Regions from separate parts of the Homo sapiens genome. Here region 1 is linked to region 2. A link is an interaction called in ENCODE POLR2A ChIA-PET data of the cell type or tissue named here. Cell type or tissue: OCI-LY7. All regions are shown on one strand. Links, peaks and the distances in the headings refer to the core of each region. The heading gives the core; the rest is flanking DNA.

Region 1 (4,385 bases), core at 233-4,232, 56 kb before region 2:
GCATGCCACCACACCCGGGTAATTTTTTGTATTTTTTAGTAGAGAGAGGGTTTCACCATATTGGCCAGGCTGGTCTTGAACTCCTGACCTTGTGATCCGCCTACCTCGGCCTCCCAAAGTGCTGGGATTACAGGCGTGAGCCACCACGCCCGACATGTACAAATCCATCTCTTTACACATCACAGCATAAACCAAATATTGGCCAAGGTGCAATATTGTTTTTTAATTCTTTATTGCTTTCTTCTAATCTGAATTGATTAGAACACAAATTGCAGTTTTAGTTAAACTGGGGACGGGGGACAATGCTTACTAGGAAAGCCAAGTTTCATGTGGAAAATCCTCCCTCCCCACAAGCACATATCAAGGATGGAGGAAATCCTTCAGGAGAAACGAGATGCATGTCTGATGCTTAGAGCTGAGGATGGCAGCTCTAAGCTGGATGTCTCAGCAGGATGGCACCTACAAGCTGAGGTTAAGACACCAGGACACTGGCTGTGTGATGTCTGGCAACTTACTTGTCTCCATAAGCCTTCGTAATCTCTGTACCTCTGGGAGAACTAAGCACTCACCTCTCGAGTCCCCGAGGTCAGAAAAAAGGAAACATAACATCTTTGACGGGCTCTGCGGTCAGCACACGCGCGGTACAGGTGATCTGTTACTGTGATGGCCTAGGGGACTCACCTTTTCTTCTGTATTTTGGGGGTTCTTTCCAAGTTCTGCTTGGTGGTGTGAACACCACAGGGACACATGCTTCATGAATGAAACCTGGTGTTCGGCATGGGAGGCACCTGTGTCCCCACCAGAGCTCCAGAGCCACTGTGAACGTGTGGAGATGCTTCCTGGGACCAGCCCCTGGGGCCTGGGGACGCTAACTCTCCTATAATCACATCACAGAGTCATACGAAATGAGAAGCGTCCCATTCAAATATACCCAAAGTGCCCCCTTTGAGAAACACTGGGTTAGAGCTGGGGGTTGGCAAATGTTTTCCCAAAGGGCCAAATATCAAGGGACATATAAATGTAACCATTTAGAAATGTAAAAACTGTTCGAGGCTCTGGCCGTAGAAAAGCTGGCAGCTGCCCGGAACTGGCCCATGGATGGCAGTTGGGTGACCTCTCATGTTGAACGACATTCAAGTGCGGTCCTGCCCCTTTAAAAACCTGCTGCTGCTCACAAGGAGCTTGTTCCTGCCTCTGTGGAGCTGCAGGAGCCAAGGAGCAGGGCTGCAGGGACCTCACAGAACCAGGCGTGCCTGGGCAGGGCGTACCTGCTTCCGGTAGGGCGTGATGACGCCAATGTCGCTGGCAGACACCTGACTGGAGATGCTGTGGGCCAGGAGGCAGCAGTAGCGCAGGACCTGGACGGCCTCGGCCGGGTTGAACCACGATGGGCTTTTTCCCTCCCGTGCCTCGCTGCCCTGGGTTGATGAGGAGAGAAAACCTACTTTACTTCATGAATATTCACCAGAAGGCTACAATCCAGGAGCTGAAGTCGGTGCTGGGAATACACACTGAATATGACAGAATAAATCCCTGCTCTCGTGCAGAACTTACATGTGAGCAGGGCAGATGGCATATGTTAAATGATGAAATGGCTCACAGTCATGCTAAACGCTACAGAGGAGGACGGGTCACAGGAGTCCGCCACTCAGGTCTGAGCCCCGGAGTGGAGGGCTGGCTGGTATTTCTGATCTTTTTTTTTTTTTTTTTTTTGATATTAGACCTTTGATATAGCTACTTCTCATCTTGAAAATACTCTTCCTTAGAAAACATTAATGAGATATACTGACATAAAAGACAGACATATAGATCAACAGGGTAGAACGGAGAACTTAGAAATAAACCCTCGAATATACGGCCAGATGACTTCTGACAAGGGTGCCAGGACAGTTTTTCAACCAACGCTGCTGGAAAAACTAGAGAGCCACACGGAAAGGATGAAGACGGACCCTCACCTGACACCACCTGGAAACAGAAACTCAAGGTGGATCGAAGATTTAAACCCAAGACCTAAATCCATAAAATTCTTGGAGGAAAACAGGGAAAAAGCCCCACGACATTAGGTTTGGCAATGACTTCTTGGATACGACACCAAAGCCACTGGCAATAACTAAAAGGGATATGCTGGACTACATCCAAATGGAAAATGTCTGGGCATCAACGGACGCAATCAACAACGTGAAAAGATAGTCTGCGGAGGGGGGAGAAAACCTTTGCAAATAGTATATAAGAAGTTAATATCCAAAACTACGAGGAAGTCTTAAATTCACTGACAAAAAGCGACCCAATTAAATATGGGCAAAGGACCTGAATTCTCCAAAGGAGACATACAAATGGCCAACAGGTACATGAAAAGCTGCTCAATGTCACAAATCATTAGGGAAATGCAAATCAAAACTACAGTGAGCTACACCTCACTCCCACTAAGATGGCTACTATAAAACAACCCAGAAAATAAGTGGTGGTGAGGATGTGGGGAAACTGGAACCCTGCGGCACTGTTGGTGGGGTGTGGAATGCTGCAGTTACTGTGGAAAGCAAGATGATGGTTTCTCAAAAAATTAAGACTAGAATTACCAACAATTCCACTTCCGGGTATGTACCCATGACGACTGAAAGCAGGGTCTCAAATAGATATCTGTACACCCGTTGTAGCAGCACTACTTACAATAGTCAAATGTCTGCAGCCCAAGTGTCCACTGATAGATGAACTGATACGCCAAGTATGGTGTATACACACAATACAATGCTACTCAGCCCCCAAAAGGGAGGAAATTCTGACACACACCACAACATGGATGAACCTTGAGGACATGATGCTCAGTGCAATAAGCCGGTCACAGAAGGACAAACACTCCATGATTAATTCCACTTGTATGAAGTACCTAGAACACCTGAATTCATACAGTCAGAAAGTAGAATGGTGGCTGCTAGGCACTGCAGGGAAGAAAGTTACTGTTTCATGGGTATAGAATTTTAATACTGCAAGATAAAAGTTCTGGAGACTGCAAAACAATGTGAATATACTTAACACTATTAAACTTTACACTTAAAAATGGAGTCCAGGCGTGGTGGCTCACGCCTGTAATCCCAGCACTTTGGGAGGCCGAGGTGGGCAGATCACTTGAGGTCAAGAGTTCGAGACCAGCCTGGCCAACATGGTGAAACCCCGTCTCTACTAAAAATACAAAAATTAGCTGGGCGTGGTGGGGCATGCCTGTAGTCCCAGCTGCTTGGGAGGCTGAGGCATAAGAACTGCTTGAACATGGGAGGCGGAGGTTGCAGTGAGCCAAGATCATGCCACTGTACTCCAGCCTGGGTGACAGAGTGAGACAACTGTCTAAAAAAAAAAAAAAGTTTTTAACATGACAAATTTTATATTATGTGTACATTTATTTATGAATGAATGAATGAATGAATGAATGAGACAGGGTTTCACTCTGTCGCCCAGACTAAAGTGCCAGGGCATGATCACAGTTCACTGCAACCTCAACCTCTCCAGGCTCAGGTGATCCTCCCACCTCAGCCTCCTGAGTAGCTGGGACCACAAGTGTGCACCACCATGACCGGATAATTTTTGTATTTTTTGTAGAGACAGGGTCTTGCTATGTTGTCCTGGCCGTTCTTGAACTCCTGGGCTCAAGCAATCTGCCTGCCTTGGCCTCCCACATCCGGCCCTAGAATTTAAAAAAGTGACCACCAGGCGGGGTGCGGTGGCTCACGCCTGTAATCCCAGTACTTTGGGAGGCCAAGGCGGGCAGATCATGACGTCAGGAGTTCGAGACCAGCTGGGCCAACATGGTGAAACCCCGTCTCTACTAAAAATACAAAAATTAGCCGGACGTGGTGGCAGGCACCTGTGGTCCCAGATCCTTGGGAGTCTGAAGCATGAGAATTGCTTGAAACTGGGAGGCAGAAGTTGCAGTGAGCCAAGATTGCACCACTGCACTCCAGCCAGGGTGACAGAACAAAACCCTGTCTCAAAACAAAACAGATAAACAAAAACCCCAAAAAGTCACCACCAGATAAAGCAGTAAAAATACGAAAATTAGTTGGACGTGGTGGCAGGCGCCTGTAGTCCCAGCTACTTGGGAGGCTGAGGCACGAGAATCGCTTGAACCTGGAAGGCGGAGGTTGCAGTGAGCCGAGATGGCGCCACTGCACCCCAGCTGGGGTGAAAGAGCAAAACTCTGTCTCAAAAAAAAAAAAAAACCCACAAAACAACCCCCAAAAAAGTGACCACCAGATAAAGCAGTAAGAATTAATTTTGCTGTTGTTGTTAAACCATTAACTTACTCATTTATTGTAAATAATAAGTGACTGAAGAAACTTAAAAGATTAATGGGATGGAAACTTATAGCAGAAACTTCTAAACTGAGAAACAAT
Region 2 (4,385 bases), core at 246-4,245:
ACTTGAAAATAATGAAATCACCTGATGTGTGACCCAGCTGGGTGCTGCGGCCACACGGACTACAATAAGAACCTGTGAAACCTTGATCTCACCATAGACTACTCAGTGCTCAACTGGGAATGAAGAGGGCCGGGACAGAGCCACCACATGCTCGCAGCTCAGACCCCACCTTCAGGCCAGTGGATCCTACCTGGGGGCTATTCTGTCCTCAGGGGCCATTTGATGGCATCTGGACATGCTCTAGGTTGTCATAACATGGCCAGGGTAGGATGCAGCTAAACAGCCTCCAGTGCCCAAGACAAGCCCCACCACAGAGAGTGCTTCAGCCTAGATGTTGGAGCGCTGAGGATGAGAAACTGTGCTTCAGCTAAATGTCCAATTCAATTTTAGCTGCCTTCATCCAAATGGCAGAGGGTTTACCAGACATTCGTGTATAAAACAACCTGAGCCCCACCACTGATGTTAAGAATTCCCATCTCACATGTGTTGTCTACAAACCTCAGGAGCAGGCCAGGGCTGGGGGACAGTGCTGTTCAAACATGCACAAGCACGGTCTCTTCCTCCAGTCACGTGCCCCAGCACGCTGTCCACATTTGCTCCCTCCCACGCTACAACCACGTGTTCCCCTCTGCTGCCCTCGTGTGTCAGACCTCACCTAGGTAACCTCAGAGGGTTGTGTTTAGGACAGAACCTGACCCAGGCCGGCTGGCATTACCTGGACCCTCCTCCCGCCACACCTGTGACCCGCTCAGCTCTGCCCTAGCCTCAAGGCTACACGCAGGAAGGAACTCCAAACCACCCACTCTAGTCCTCTGACACGACCCTGGACAGTTGCTGCAGAGCAGAAGATGTTAATTACTTTTTCTTTTTTTTTTTGAGAAGGAGTTTTGCTCTGTCGCCCAGGCTGGAGTGCAGTGGTGTGATCTTGGCTCACCGCAACCTCTGCCTCCCAGGTTCAAGCGATTCTCCTGCCTTAGCCTCCAGAGTAGCTGGGATTACAGGCATGCACCACCACGCCCAGCTAATTTTGTATTTTTAGTAGAGACGGGGTTTCTCCATGTTGGTCAGGCTGGTCTCCAACTCCCAACCTCAGGTGATCCGCCCGCCTCAGCCTCCCAAAGTGCTGGGATGACAGGTGTGAGCCACTGTGCCAGGCCTGATGCTAATTATTTTCTTTGTTCACTTGCTTACTGTCTGTTCTCTCAAAATGCGAATTCTCTGAAGCAGTGTCTAGCACAGCAAGCACTCTAATAATTTGTTGAATTAACGTCAAGAAGGAAACAGCATCTTCTGACTCTCCCACAAGCAAATGAAAAATTTAGCATAATTCTTCCTTTTGCCACCTTTAGGTCAGAAGTTATAAATAAAGTTTTATGAGGACACAGCCGCACCTTTTGCTCATGTACAGCTATGTCTGCTTTCAGCTACGTGGTACGACCATCCTGTGGGGAGGAGCTTTGAAGGAGACGGTGCTTGACCGGTTTGCTGATCTCATTAGATACTCTGTATCAGCCTTTTTGCACATTGTATTTTCTCTTTCAAAAAAGTTCTTTTGCTGTGGTCCTTAGGTTTTGTGATTGTGTTCACAGCAATTCTGACATGTCTGAGTGTGACTCTCTCAGCCTCAAGAGGACCTGACTTTGCCTCACTTGAGGTTTTTTATACTGGGAAATCCCTTGGCCTGGGCTCCGGATCCCTGCCCATCTTTATTACTCAGGGGACACCTTCTCTTCTCTGCCCCATCAACATCTGCAACATCAAACATTTCTGGTTTTCTTCCTCTTGAGCCATTTCCTGGCGACACCCCTGAGAGGGGCTTCCTGTTAGCAGGGTTGAGGGGCCTCCATGATTATAGGCGCCTTTCCCCAGAACTGAGCGTTTCTCTGGCAGCACAGAGATTCTAAAATCCCAATAGACACCTATCAATTTCATCTTGGGGATCCCAGGGTTAACAACCAAGGTCAAGGCTGGGCACAGTGGTTCATGCCTATAATCCCAGCACTTTGGGAGGCCGAGGTGGGTGAATCACCTGAGGTCAAGAGTTCGAGACCAGCCTGACCAACATGGCGAAACCCCGTGTCTACTAAAAATACAAAAATTAGCCAGGTGTGGTGGCACACAGCTGTAGTCCCAGCTACTCAGGAAGCTGAGGCAAGAGAATTGCTTGAATCCAGGAGGTGGAGGTTACAGTGAGCCACCACTGCACTCGAGCCTGGGCAACAAGAGCGAAACTCTGTCTCAAACAAAGAAAAAAAAAACAAAACCCACAAAAGGTCAGGCGCAGTGGCTCATGCCTGTAATCCCAGCACTTTGGCAGGTGGATCACAAGGTCAGGAGATCGAGACCATCCTGGCTAACACATTGAAACCCCGTCTCTACTAAAAATACAAAAAATTAGCCAGGTGTGGTGGCGGGCACCTGTAGTCCCAGCTATTCAGGAGGCTGAGGCAGGAGAATGGCATGAACCTGGAAGGCGGAGCTTGAAGTAAGCCAAGATTGTGCTACTGTACTCCAGCCTGGGAAACAGAGGAAGATTCCGTCTCAAAACAAAAACAAAAACACACATACACATAAAAACCAAGGTGAAAAAGAGTGAGACAGCAGCTTCCTGGTGGGCAGAGCTACCCCCCAGACCTCCCACCCCCCAGCTTAAAGCAGAAAACTTCTATTCATCTTCCAACAGGCAGTGCTGTGGGCTGTGCAAATGGACTTCAGCTCAGAAGCCACTTCCCCAGGCAGCTTTTCCAATTCCTGCCCTACCACAATGTATGCACAGGTCTGTTTCTCCTGGGAAAGAAGAAACAGACCTGAGTATGGAGTCCAGCTCCGTCTTCACCACCATAGGCAGCAGGAGTAGAGTAAACCGCTGCTGAGTTCAGCTCAGTCAATGACATCGACATATTCTTTCTTTAGGTATAAAAACAAATCCTTTGATCAGCCAAAAACAAATGCAATAAAAAATGGATATATAAAGCCGGGAGTGGTGGCTCACGCCTGTAATCCCAGCACTTTGGGAGGCCAAGGCGGGCAGATCACAAGGTCAGGAGTTCAAGACCAGACTGGCCAACATGGTGAAACCCTGTCTCTACTAAAGACACAAAAAGTTAGCCTGCTGTGGTGGTGGGCACCTGTAGTCTCAGGAGGCTGAGGCAGGAGAATCGCCTGAACCCAGGAGGCGGAGGTTGCAGTAAGCTGAGATCGTGCCACTGCACTCCAGCCTGGGCGACAGGGTGAGACTCCATCTCAAAAAAAAGAAAGAAAGAAAGAAAGAAAAAGGATATATACTTTAGGAAACGTACAATGTCATCCCCAAGCCCTATTTTAAAACATCTAAAGTACTTTAAATAGTACCTCAGCATGCCAGTAACACTAACTTAGATCATAACACTATAATTATATGGAAGCAACAACTACCCAGAAATTACTGACTGCATTTAACAAATGAACACAAAACACATAAAAGCACAAGTTTAAACAGTGACCTGGCTGGGTGTGGTGGCTCATGCCTGTAATCCCAGCACTTTAGGAGGCCGAGGCAGGTGGATCACCTAAGGTCAAGAGTTCGAGACCAGCCCGGCCAACCTGATGAAACCCCATCTTTACTAAAAATACAAAAAATTAGCTGGGCATGGTGGTGCACACCTGTAATCCCAGCTACTCAGGAGGCTGAGGCAGGAGAATCAATCAAACCCAGGAAGCAGAGGTTGCAGTGAGCTGAGATCATACCACTGCACTCCAGCCTGGGCAACAGAGTGAGACTCCATCTCGAAAAACAAAAACAAAAACAAAAACAAAAAAAACAAAACAGTGACCTGGTGCCCTCTCCCATAGTCCACTCAATATCCAAGAGCCTCTGTGTGAAGCCAGCACCTGGAGAAGCTACTCTAATCCCGAAACCCTCTCAACAAACAAAGCATGCCCAAAACTGATCCCTTCAATGTTGTGTGTAGCCATCACAAATATAGACACAGGGTTGTGTTCTGTCACCCAGGCTGGAGTGTAGTGGCTGGATCATAGCTCACTGCAGCCTCCAACTCCTGGGCTCAAGCGATCCTCCTGTCTCAGCCTGACAAAGTGCTGGGATTATAGGCATGAGCCACCGTGCCTGGTCCATAACAATTCTTTAAAAGACAAAACCTAATTTTCAATGTGGAACACAGACCCCTGAGCATACCTTCGCACACACTCTCCAGAGAGAAGTAGGTGGTCTGACTGATACAGCCTGCGCCCTCCACCAGGGAAGTCACACAGCCAATCAACACTCGGGGGCCGCAGTCTGAGGGACTCCCATGGTTTCTGCTGTCGTCTTCCCACTTATCAGAGACAGCTTCTACCTGTAAAACAAACACACCGCTCTAAACCATAATACGAGAACTACAAGAAAA

The links. Peaks named below come from ENCODE experiments on the same cell type or tissue, not always from the same donor. Only the 100,000 strongest peaks of a DNase experiment are listed, where the experiment ranks them.
Region 1: POLR2A ChIA-PET joins it to region 2 with 8 read pairs; 7 of 35 experiments call an interaction of 5 or more read pairs at or near these places.

The regions. Positions count from the first base shown.
Region 1 is chr22:50,155,090-50,159,474 of GRCh38, reverse strand. It overlaps MOV10L1 (Mov10 like RNA helicase 1), which reads right to left. Exons shown (of 27, transcript NM_018995.3): 23 at 1,269-1,418. Among named protein-coding and RNA genes, the nearest start is that of PANX2, 13 kb to the left of the region's middle. In OCI-LY7, for the core only: no CTCF peak of the experiment used is centred there; no DNase peak of the experiment used is centred there.
Region 2 is chr22:50,099,392-50,103,776 of GRCh38, reverse strand. It overlaps MOV10L1 (Mov10 like RNA helicase 1), which reads right to left. Exons shown (of 27, transcript NM_018995.3): 3 at 4,175-4,334. Among named protein-coding and RNA genes, the nearest start is that of MOV10L1, 12 kb to the right of the region's middle. In OCI-LY7, for the core only: CTCF peaks have their summits at 448 and 649; DNase peaks (open chromatin) are centred at 626, 1,446, 1,756 and 2,215; H3K4me3 peaks cover 1,040 bases; H3K27ac peaks cover 2,862 bases.